Linked DNA regions of Mus musculus: region 1 is linked to region 2. A link is a contact called in ENCODE Hi-C or POLR2A ChIA-PET data. All regions are on one chromosome and are shown on one strand. The core of a region is the stretch at or near the end of the contact, and the rest is flanking DNA. Distances in the headings are between cores, read along the strand shown.

Region 1 (5,636 bases), core at 287-2,786, 45 kb after region 2:
TCTGTGAGTTGGAGGCCAGCCTGATCTATAGAGTGAGTTCTAGAAAAGCCAAAGCTGTTACAGAGAGAAACCCTATCTCAACAAAGGAGGAGGAGGAGGAGGAAGAAGAAAAGGAAGGAAAGAAGAAACAGTATTTAAAAAAAAAGGTCTTCAGTTGATGGAACTGTTTTGGAAGGCTTAAGGAGGTGTGTCCTTGTTGGAGAAAGTATGTCACTGGCTTTGAGGTTTCAAAGATTCAAGTAATTTCCAGTCTCTCCTCTCTCTCTCTCTCTCTCTCTCCTCCCTCCCTCTCTCTCTGTTCCTCCCTCTTTCTCCCTCCCTTCTCTCTTCCTCACTCTCTGCGTGTGTATGTGTGTGTGTGGGGGGTTAAAAGGTAAGAAAGTGGGGGCTGGAGAGATGGCTCAGCAGTTAAGAGCACTGACTGCTTTTCTGAAGGTTCTGAGTTCAAATCCCAGCAACCACATGGTGGCTCACAACCGTCTGTAATGACATCTGATGCCCTCTTCTGAAGACAGCAACAGTGCGCTTAGATATAATAATAAATATAATATAAATCTTTTTTTAAAAAAAAGGTAAGAAAGTGGATGACAAAGTGTACGCACAGTAAACTCAGAGTTAGATGGAGATAAACTCATAAAAGGGAAGCAGGAGAAGTGACTTGAAGGTAGATTGTCAGCCTAGCATCCACCAGTAACAGTGCCTCAACCTTGAGCACTTGACCCAATAGCTGATCCTCCAAGAGGAGGAGGAACTGGGCCTACGTTCAACCTTAGAGCACCTAGAAGAACGAAGGAGAAGGGGGAGAAAGAGTCCATTGTCCCTGAGGGTAGAAGCCTGGACTGGTTGGTCACTAGCTTCGATTCCGTACAGTAGGTGCTCAATTGACAAGTCGAGTGTTCTACTGTTCTGATACGTTCCATAGAGTCTTACACAATTTTGCTTGCGAAGTGCTCTGCAGCTCTCTGTGCAGCTTCGGAGCCTTTGCACACCCTGTATCTAACATTGTGTATACTCCATCCTTGTGTCTATAGAGACAGGACCGAGCCTGGTACCAGGCAGGGGCACTTAAATATTGAAAGACTGAATGAATGCGCGATCGCCTTTGTCTATTGTGTAGAGTGGAAGAAGCGGAGACACGCGGGACCCTCCCTATTCACTGTGGTCCACCCTCTGGAATCAAAGCATCTTTCTGGGAGGGAAGAGGGGCTTGGGGCTGCCCTCCAGCCTCTCGCTGACCTCTCAAAAACCGCGCTTTCCTGGATACAGAACTCAGTCCTCCAAACCCGGTCATCTGACTCTCGCTGCCAGCTCCCCCGCCGTCTCCCAACCCTTGCAGCCTCACAATGGTTCAGCCCTTCCCTATTTAGAGCGAGTAAGGTTGGACCACTGCTCGCACAATGGGGGGAGCCCGAGGCGCGGCGGAGGGATCCCTCTGGAGCGTTCCGACGGGAGGCGCCCATTGGTCGCGAGTGCACACGGCCGTCGCTGATTAGTCCGCCCGGGACGCCGGCCCCGCCCAAGTCCCGGAGGCCCAGGGAGAAGCCGGGCGGAGTTTCGAGAGGACCGAGCAGGGCGCGCGCGGTGGCGGCGGCGCAGGTGAGTGTCCCCCGCCCGGGGGGCGGCCTCCAGGGCGTGGAGCCGTGGCGGTGGGGTGGAGCTGGCCGCGTCGGGACCCCAAACACGGACCCCTCCCCGCTGGCCGGGCCTCCCGTCCGCCTCTGCTCTCTGCTCCCAGGACGCTCCCTGTTGGTGGTGGGTCAGTGTTCCCGACCCTTCCCAGGCCTCTTCCCAAAGCTGGCTGGGGGGAACACCGAGACCCAGGTCGGGATAACAGTAACAACCGCAGCACTAGTTTAATGACTCCCCCTCGCAAGCCCGGATCGGTGTTTCCTCGTCCGGCGCTTATGCTGCACAGCTCAGTTGAATCAAAACACCCTCCTGGGAGGGGTTATTAACTTGTTTTAGAAGTGAGGCACTAGTGCCAGAGAGGTGGAGTAACTTACTCAAGGTCACACAGCTAGTAAATGACCCATGGGGCTTAGGGACCCGTATCCTTTGAGTCCAGAAACTAGTCCCAGAGATCAGCCCCTAGACTCACGCCCACCGCCACCCCCATATTCACTTCGGAGCCGCACCTGCTGGGTTTTGCTTTCCTCTCCTCGCCCACGGGTCACTAGACAGCTTCCAGGTTGCCCTCGTGTCCCTTCTCTGAGCTGGAGAGGCAAGGCCCAAATACCATGGGTCGTTTAACCCCATTTCCTTTCCACCTACCCTGTCCACTCTCCACTGTTAAAGGGATGACTGGAAGTATAGAGACTTGGTGTCTGGGGAGCGCGGGGGCTACAGGCGGCCAAGACCGGTCAAGCTGTGCATTCACGCCCCTCAGCCCCCGCCCCGGAAACACTGGAGAGATGAAACCTTCAGGATCCGGTTTTTCAAGAATGAATCAGAAGCTCCTGCCTTCCTCCCCGAAGCAATGCTGTGCCCGGGGTTAGGAGGGAGGGACGACCGGGGCAGGTGTGGTGTCCCCTAAGCCAGGCGTTATCTGAGCCCCTGGAACAACCCGTTTCCTGCTCCCCCCACTTGGCTTTTCTGTGACTGCGGGGGTTGCAGAGTTTCAGGCCCTTTTTGGGATGAGAGTGCTGGACTCCGGAAATCCATCCAACCCACTTCCCTTCAGCTCCTTGCAGACAGACTGGAGAGACGCACACACTTAGCTCTCTAGCAGTCATGTTGTGGGGGTTTGAACCACAGGCAGTCGGGGATGTAAGACATTCATTCTACAATTCAGCCCTTGTGGAACCCGACCGAGGTTTCACACGCTAGGCAGGTGCCCTACGCCTGAACTACACACCCATCACCTACAGATACTGAGCAGCCACTGTGCCTGACAGCATATTTTGCTTAGAGGACTCCAAACACGGGACAGAATTTCCTGCAGTCTGGTAGGGAACAGACAACCAGGTAACAGGCAGCCATTGTAGATCCTTGTAAGAAGTGCTGCGTGGTCTCAGCATCACTGGGCACCAGGGTCCTGGAAAACACACACACACACACACACACAAAACCTGGGCAGAGCAAAGCGTCCAATAGCGACACAAGTAATAAAGCTAGAGATGTGATTCACGGGAGTTTGCTATGCCTGGTACACAGGACATATCTATCTATCTATCTATCTTCCCTCCCTCCCTCCCTCCCTCCCTCCCTCCCTCCCTCCCTCCCTCCCTCCCTCCCTCCCTCCCTCCCTCCCTCCCTCCTTTCTTTCTTTCTTTCTTTCTTTCTTTCTTTCTTTCTTTCTTTCTTTCTTTCTTTCTTTCTTTCTTGTTTTCCCCTATACTGTGGGATCCCTTTGTCAGGTCAAATACATAATATGAATGTTACCATCTGGTTTACATTCTGAAATAGAGACGCAGGTGCTGGAGAACACATACTGGGAGTTTGATGCCCAGCACCCACGTGGTCCAGGCTCACAAGTGGTTCAGACAGACAGACATGCAGTCTCATTCGCATAAAAAAACAAAAAAACAAACTTAGAAACTAGAGACATAAAGATCAATAACTGCCGAGAGCTTGGAAGATGAGCTATGTTGTCAGGGTAGCATATAAGTTCATAGGCCTAAGTCCTGTAGACCATGGGAAACTCTTCAGTGGGCTGAGGCAAGCCAGCTGCCTGGAGAATTCTGGAAAAGGCCTTGCCAGGCGTAGGAACTGGGGTGCTCTTGGGCCAGGCGTAGGAACTGGGGTGCTCTTGGGCCAGGGAAGGGAGGATGTAAGGTTCTGGAGGCGTGGCTCAGCGGTACAGCCCCTGCCTAAAATCAGTCAGTGAGGCGTGGAGGAGGGGGCATGGCTCATCAGTAGAGTACCCACCCTCCTTGCAGATAAAAGGTACTAGTTTCCCTTGCAAATAATAACATTTCCTGAACTGATGAGCACTTCCACATCCCAGAAGTTACCCCGAGAAATGTGACTTCTGCCAGATTTTCAGATGCGGAAACTGGGGCCTCATGAAGTTAAGCAGCTTGGCTTTGTCTGTGCCACTGTTAAGTGGCAAGGGTGGGGCTTGCATCCAGGCCACCACACCACACCTCAGGGTCTTCAGTTCTAATTCTTGAGCCATTCATTTTCCTCAGAACAAAACCCATACAGAAGCCATGTAGACAGAGGAGGTAGCTCATGTGGTAGAGTGCTTGCTGGGCCAGCAGAATTTGACAGTCAGGACCCACATGGAAGTGCCAGGCATGGTGGCTTGCTGTTGTTACCCCAGCACTGGGGACATAAACAGGAAGATGTGTGGGGCTCATTGGCCAGCTGACCTAAGTGGAGGACTCAGTCCCAGGAGAGACCCTGTCTCAGACAAAGTAGGGCTGGGGATACGGGCTATAACTTAGTGCTAGAGTCTTTGCCTAGCATATGGGAGACTCTGAGTTGACTTCCCAGTGTAAATAGAGTGGGCACACTGGCGAGATGGCTCAGCAAAGTAAAGGCCCCTGCTGCCAAGCTGGGACCTGAGTTTGATCCTTGGGACCCACATGGTAGAGGAAAGCACTGACTCCTACAGTTTCTGCACTCACATTGTGGCAACACACGTGCACACAAGTGTGATTTTTGGTTTTTTGTTCTTGTTTTTTTCGTTTTTGTTTTTGTTTTGAGACAGGGTCTCACTGCGTAGTTCTGGTTGTCCAAGAACTTGCCGTGTTCTTGCTGTGTTAACCAACCTAGCCTCAGAGTGATCATTTTTTATGTGTGTGGATGGGTCACCAGCACTCATGCCTGTGCTCTCAAGAGGGCGTCAGATTCTCCCTGAAGCTGGAGTTAGAGACAGTTATGAGCTGCCATGTAGATGCTGAGATTCGAACCCAGGTCCTTTGGGAGACTAGGCAATGCTCTTGACCGCTGAACCAGCTTCAGTAAAATTTTTAAGCAAAGTAATGACTCTTGGAGAACAGTAGCCAAGGTCGGCCTCTAACCTCCAAATGTGCCTGCACATCCATGAATGAGCACATAGGGCCTGGAGACATGGCTCGGCCATTGAGAGTGCTTGAAGCTCTTCTCGGGAATCGGAATTTGGTTCCCAGCACCCATGGTGGGCAGAAGGTGAGATGGCTCGGTGGGTAAAGGCAGTTGCCGCCAAACTTGGTGACCTGAGTTTGACCTCCAGGACCAACATGGTGGAGGGAAAGAAGTAAGTCAGCTAAGTTGTTCTCTGAGGCGTGCACACATACACATCAGGTAGATAAGTGTAAACAAAATGCTTAAGTTGATGAAAAAGAAAACGGGTGGTGGTGCACGCCCTTAATCCCCGCAGATCTCTGAGTTCGAGGCCAGCCTGGTGTATAAAGCTCGAGTCCCAGAACAGCCTACACAGAGAAACCCTGTCTCGAAACCAAAAACAAAGTAACAGAGAGTTAACAGGCAATTCACAAAAAAGCCAATCAAGAACATTAAAGATGTATAAGAAGGCATCGGGCACTATTGATTATCCCAGAGTACAAAAGCAAATGGACAGAGAGTAGTCGCAGCGCCCCCTGCCAGGCAATGTGCTGCCAGCAAGATAAGGGTCAGGAGCAGGGCGTGTGATCTGGGGAGATGGCCTGTGCTGCTCTGTGCAGCCAGTGTTCCCCATACTGAGGGGCAGA
Region 2 (5,354 bases), core at 830-3,329:
AGACCAGGCTGGCCTTGAACTCATAGATCCACCTGTCTCTGACTACAGAGTGCTGGGATTAAAGGCACACGACACTACCTGTTTGCTTTTGAACAACTGATACTTTCTGATAAGCATGGTGGCAGGTACTCGTCAGCTCAACACTAAGGAGACTGAGGCAGGAGAATCTGGAGTTCAAAGCCAGCTTGGGCTACATAATGAACCCAAGACCACTGTGGGTTAAAGAATGAGAATGTGCCTAAAATAATGATAATAATAATAATAATAACAGTGATAATTAAAATACCCCATCATGAATCAGCCTCAGCCTTACGTAGAAAGCTGGCATTTCCAGTTGTGAGATTATCCCCAAACAGAAAGATTTCCCTTGCATAACGTAGTGGACAAGCCAGCACCCGCCCCCCGCCCCCCCCCCCATGGCAAGAAACCTTAGTAAAGCCCAGATAGGCCCAGCCAGAGGCACACCTGCACTTCTCCGTTAAAATCACCCCGTAAATGTGAAGCACTCCCATGTCCTGTGCTTTCCTTGCCTCTGGGACAGCTCTTCTGTTCAGTATGTACTTTGATTTCTAGTCACCTATTTTGAAGGCAGGCTGGCCTCACAGGGAGTCCTCGTGCAGCAGCATCCCTGCACTAGACTACAGGAATATGCCACTGTGCCCAGGCTGTCGCTATCTCTGTATCTTTTTGTTTGTTTGTTTGTTTTTGTTTTTTTTCGAGACAGGGTTTCTCTGTATAGCCCTGGCTATCCTGGAACTCACTTTGTAGACCAGGCTGGCCTCGAACTCAGAAATCCGCCTGTCTCTGCCTCCCAAGTGCTGGGATTAAAGGCATGCACCACCACTGCCAGCTCACTATCTCTGTCTCTGTACCTTTAAAGACACTTTCTCTACAAGTGTTCCCTAGCTCCAAATCCATGGGGAGGCGGGGGGCAGGGCTCAACTGGTTCGGTTTTCATGGGGTCAGTACAGTTAGGAAAATCAAAACACATACACCACACACAGCTATACCATTAACGGAAGGCTAAAGTCATTTTTCTCAGGGGTGCCTAGGGCAAGGGTTATCTGACTCTCCTCCTACAGAGCTTCCAGAAAGGGAATGTCAACAGTTGTCCACTAAACAAGATGATTAATCATCTCTTTCAAGAACACCCTTTGTCCCTTGTCTTTAACAAATGCAGAATAATGTCAACTTCACCATATTCCACGACCATTCCCTTTGTACAGATGACCACACTGAGACCAGAAAAGCTACTCTACCAACCCAAGGTCACACAGCCAGAAAGTGCTAGGATGAGAGTCAGTCTTTCATGCACTTTCAGGCAGTCCCATTCCCTGCAAGAACCACCAATGACTATTCCAGCTTCTCTATGCCTTCCAATATCTGAAGCTCTCTCCTCTTCCTCACTCAGCTCCGTCCTTGACCGCCATCATCCCAGACTTACAAAACCAAAAGCAAAAAGCTATACTATATCAAAGTATTTGGAAATATTTACGAAGCACCCAGTGGATCTTTAAAAAAATCACGCAGCCCTGGTGGTAAACTCAGACGGCAAAGGAAGTGACAAGTATCAGAACGCCAAGAGGCGAGCTAAACCCAGTAGGAATTAGTAGGAAGTAAGATAAACCGGAGAGGCAGCCCGACTGCAGCAAGCCCAAGGCAGACCAGTCTCACCTCGCTTTACAGTAACGGCCTTACGGGAAAAACCAAGGGCTACGGGCAGAAGAGGGCGGGGTGCCTATTTTTATCCCTGGGTTAGAGCAGGAAAGCTTAGAGGTACTTGTCAGGTAGCTACCACAAGTCACGCAGCAGAACCTCCCAGCCGGCGATAACCTGGGGGAAAGGGTGCGGCCTTTCGGAGAGGCCCGTCTCTGTAGCCCCGCCCCTCTTCGCGCCTCCACCTGTCCGCAGAGAGAGAGAGGGTTGCGATTGGCTGGATCCGCTACGGAGGCGGAACCCCAGCAGCCGGCGCGCGCGCCCGAGGAAGGCGTTGACCAGAGTAGAGAGGGAAGGGGCGTGGCCCCGCGCGGAAAGCCGTTGGCAGCCGGGTCCCACCCCGGATGTGCTGCGTCACGGAGCGGGCCGCAGCGATTGGCCGGTGTCGTGCGGCGCATCGGGAGGGGCGGAAGGTTCTGGAGGGCTGGCGGGATCTGGAAGCTTCCGCCGGACGGGTATATAGAGTCCGGGACGGGGCAGCAGCGGAGCCGGAGGCGGCGACAGCTGGGCGGCGGTGGCCATGGGCAAGGACTACTATCAGACGCTGGGCCTGGCCCGCGGCGCGTCCGACGACGAGATCAAGCGAGCCTACCGCCGCCAGGCGCTGCGCTACCACCCGGACAAGAACAAGGAGCCCGGCGCTGAGGAGAAGTTCAAGGAGATCGCCGAGGCCTACGACGTGCTCAGCGACCCGCGCAAGCGCGAGATTTTCGACCGCTATGGAGAGGAAGGTACGTGTGCGCGCGGCCGGGGTGACCCGCCGTTTGACAGGCGGGGAAACCGAGGCACTCGGAGCCTCTCCAAGACCTCGGCCGGGGACAGGCATTCCGGGGATCTAGCGGCGGCGCCGCCTCCTTCACCCTCTGATCCGCGGCCTCAGACAGGAGGAGGAGCTCTGGGCGCGCCGCTGGCACAGAAGCTTCTAGCACGTCTGCCGCAGCCCCTCCCGGTCGGTCGCCTGCACAGCGCCGGAATGGTGCAGATGGAGGGCGGCGGTCGCGATGGGAATGAAAATTGCCCGAGTATTGATTCTCTTTCCTAGCCGCAAGCTCAGTGTTCGCTCACCCAGGGTTGAGCCTTTTTGGTAACAGTGCGTAGGAGCTTCTCTGTAAGATGGTAACAGCATAGCTGGGAGGATGGAGCAGTCACGTAAACCTGGTCGCACCGAGATCTAGAGGCCTTACTACCGAATATGTTGTCAGGAAGTAAAACGGAGTAGTGTGTTTCTTGCTCCTATTGCCATTGGGAGTTAAAAGACTTGAGATTCGTCCTTGACTAACAAGCTTTTTAATATATACATAAAATCCCTCCCGCTATAGTTCCTGTGGCCTTTTTACTAAGAGCAAAACTTGTTGAGCAGAGTGCGGGGGCTCACACCTCCACATGGGAAACCGAATTAGGAACGCTGTGAATTTGCTTCAAATCAGAGCTACAGGGTAATAAGCTCCTGTTTCCAAAGGAACCGGATGTTGTGACAATCCCCCCTCTGGGGTATTTGAGTCAGGAGGATTGCCTTGAGGCTACTCTGGACGAAAGTTTGTGTGTTACGTGGCATTGACAGTAATACATGCAAAAGGAACAAAATGTGACCATTTATTTGAGACAGGACCTCACTGTTGCTGGAACTTTGTTTTTCAATTTATTTGAGCGTGTGCCTCCGTGTATATGTGTATACCATTCACATGCTTCTAGAGAAGAGGGCATTAAAGGTCCCGGAACTAGAGTTAGACCATGGTCTGCTGCTATGTAGGTGTTGGAAATTGAACTTGGTTCTTCTGCCAGATGAGCCAGTGCTCTGAGCCATTTCTCCAGCACCTCATGGTGGAGCTCTGGCTTGTCTGGAACTTGCAGAGATCAGTCTGCACTTGTCTTGAGAGTGCTGGGGTTCTGAGCTCTTTGTTTCAGGGGTTTTATGTTTTATAAGTGTGTTGAAGTGTTGGGGGTGGAGGGAGGTGGGGCTGACTCTCCAGCAGTAACCCTGACTTGTGGTTTTGGTTTCCAGGCCTGAAGGGTGGTAGCCCCAGTGGAGGAAGCAGTGGTGGTGCTAATGGTACCTCTTTCAGCTACACATTCCACGGAGACCCCCATGCCATGTTTGCTGAGTTCTTCGGTGGCAGAAACCCCTTTGATACCTTTTTTGGGCAGCGCAACGGGGAAGAAGGCATGGACATTGATGACACATTCTCTAGCTTTCCAATGGGTATGGGTGGCTTCACCAACATGAACTTTGGACGTTCCCGCCCTTCTCAAGAGCCCACCCGGAAGAAGCAAGATCCTCCAGTCACCCATGACCTTCGGGTCTCCCTTGAAGAGATCTACAGCGGCTGTACCAAGAAGATGAAAATCTCCCACAAGCGGCTGAACCCTGATGGAAAGAGCATTCGAAATGAAGATAAGATCCTGACCATCGAAGTGAAGAGGGGCTGGAAAGAAGGGACCAAAATCACCTTTCCCAAGGAAGGGGACCAGACCTCGAACAACATTCCAGCAGACATCGTCTTTGTTTTAAAGGACAAGCCACACAATATCTTCAAGAGAGATGGTTCTGATGTCATCTATCCAGCCAGGATTAGCCTTCGGGAGGTAAGGTGCTAGGTGGGTGGAGGAGTCATAAAAAGAGATGGCTGCTGTGAGAATAATGGGTTGTGGGGTTGGGGGGGCTTTGGAGTGGGGTGTCAGCGGGCCTGGTCTGGTAGACCTGACCCTTCTCCGGACGGTCTGGAGGAGTGAAGCTCCTAAGCCAGCCACTGCCTGACACTGTCCTTTTGCTTCCCTAGGCTCTCTGTGGTTGCACTGTGAATGTCCCTACTCTGGACGGCAGGACCATCCCTGTTGTATTCAAAGATGTCATCAGGCCTGGTATGCGGCGGAAAGTCCCTGGAGAAGGCCTCCCTCTCCCCAAAACACCTGAGAAACGTGGAGACCTTGTTATCGAGTTTGAAGTGATCTTCCCGGAAAGGATTCCCGTCTCATCCAGAACCATCCTGGAGCAGGTTCTTCCCATATAGCCACCTGCACTCCTCAAGGACTGAGCCAGGGGCTTTCAGAGCTGCAGATCTCCAGACCGTTCCACTGGTTGCATACTGCGGGAGGGCCCAGGGAGGGCTTTTGCTCTGCCGAATGTTTTCCACAGAATATATTACAATCTTTCAAAGTCGCGCACTAGACTACAGTGGTTTTTCGAGCGATAGGCAGGCGGTGGGAACAGCAGCCCTCCTGGAATGGACCCACCCTCTGCACCCCAGCTCCTGCCCAAGGGTGTGAGGCAGGCCTGCAACTGGACTCTTGCCCTCTGTTGTCCTTAGTCTGGCTGTCATGTGACAGTGGTCCGCCATCTCAGTTGCCAGACCCTGTGCACTAGTCAGTCTCCACTGTGTGGGAGGTTCTTGTTTTATCTGTATTTGTCCCATGCCTTGTTCCTCCTCCCCAGAAGAGTCCTGTCTTGTCTTGGCCATCTCAAATTGAGACCAATTCCCTAGGACTGCCAGGCCAGCATCACAAGCAATACCTGGTTGCAGGACCACAGGGCCAGCCTCCTTCCAGGTTCTGGGGCCTGGCCAGCCAGGAGATCCCCTGGACCTCTGGCTCCATTGACATCAGATGGCTGGCTTACAGTCACAGTACTTGCTGGTCCAGAG

The links. Hi-C counts contacts between places; a loop is a spot of excess contacts on that map. ChIA-PET counts read pairs that join two places held with the same protein, here RNA polymerase II (POLR2A).
Region 1: a map of left cerebral cortex shows a loop between it and region 2 (6-fold over the local background). The contact joins the promoter of Gipc1 here to the promoter of Dnajb1 in region 2. A Hi-C loop is called at or near these places in 6 of 37 maps with a recorded cell type or tissue (T-helper 17 cell, adrenal gland, heart and 1 more). POLR2A ChIA-PET finds 5 or more read pairs at or near these places in 4 of 5 experiments (Patski and embryonic stem cell).

What each region holds. Positions count from the first base shown.
Region 1 is chr8:83,651,142-83,656,777 of GRCm38, forward strand. It overlaps Gipc1 (GIPC PDZ domain containing family, member 1), which reads left to right and starts at 1,537. Exons shown (of 7, transcript NM_018771.3): 1 at 1,537-1,596.
Region 2 is chr8:83,606,096-83,611,449 of GRCm38, forward strand. Dnajb1 (DnaJ heat shock protein family (Hsp40) member B1) reads left to right here and starts at 2,080. Exons shown (of 3, transcript NM_018808.3): 1 at 2,080-2,447; 2 at 3,719-4,299; 3 at 4,494-5,354. The coding sequence starts at 2,237. The coding sequence ends at 4,724. Gm42029 (a long non-coding RNA gene) reads right to left here and starts at 1,755. Exons shown (of 3, transcript XR_878996.2): 1 at 1,675-1,755.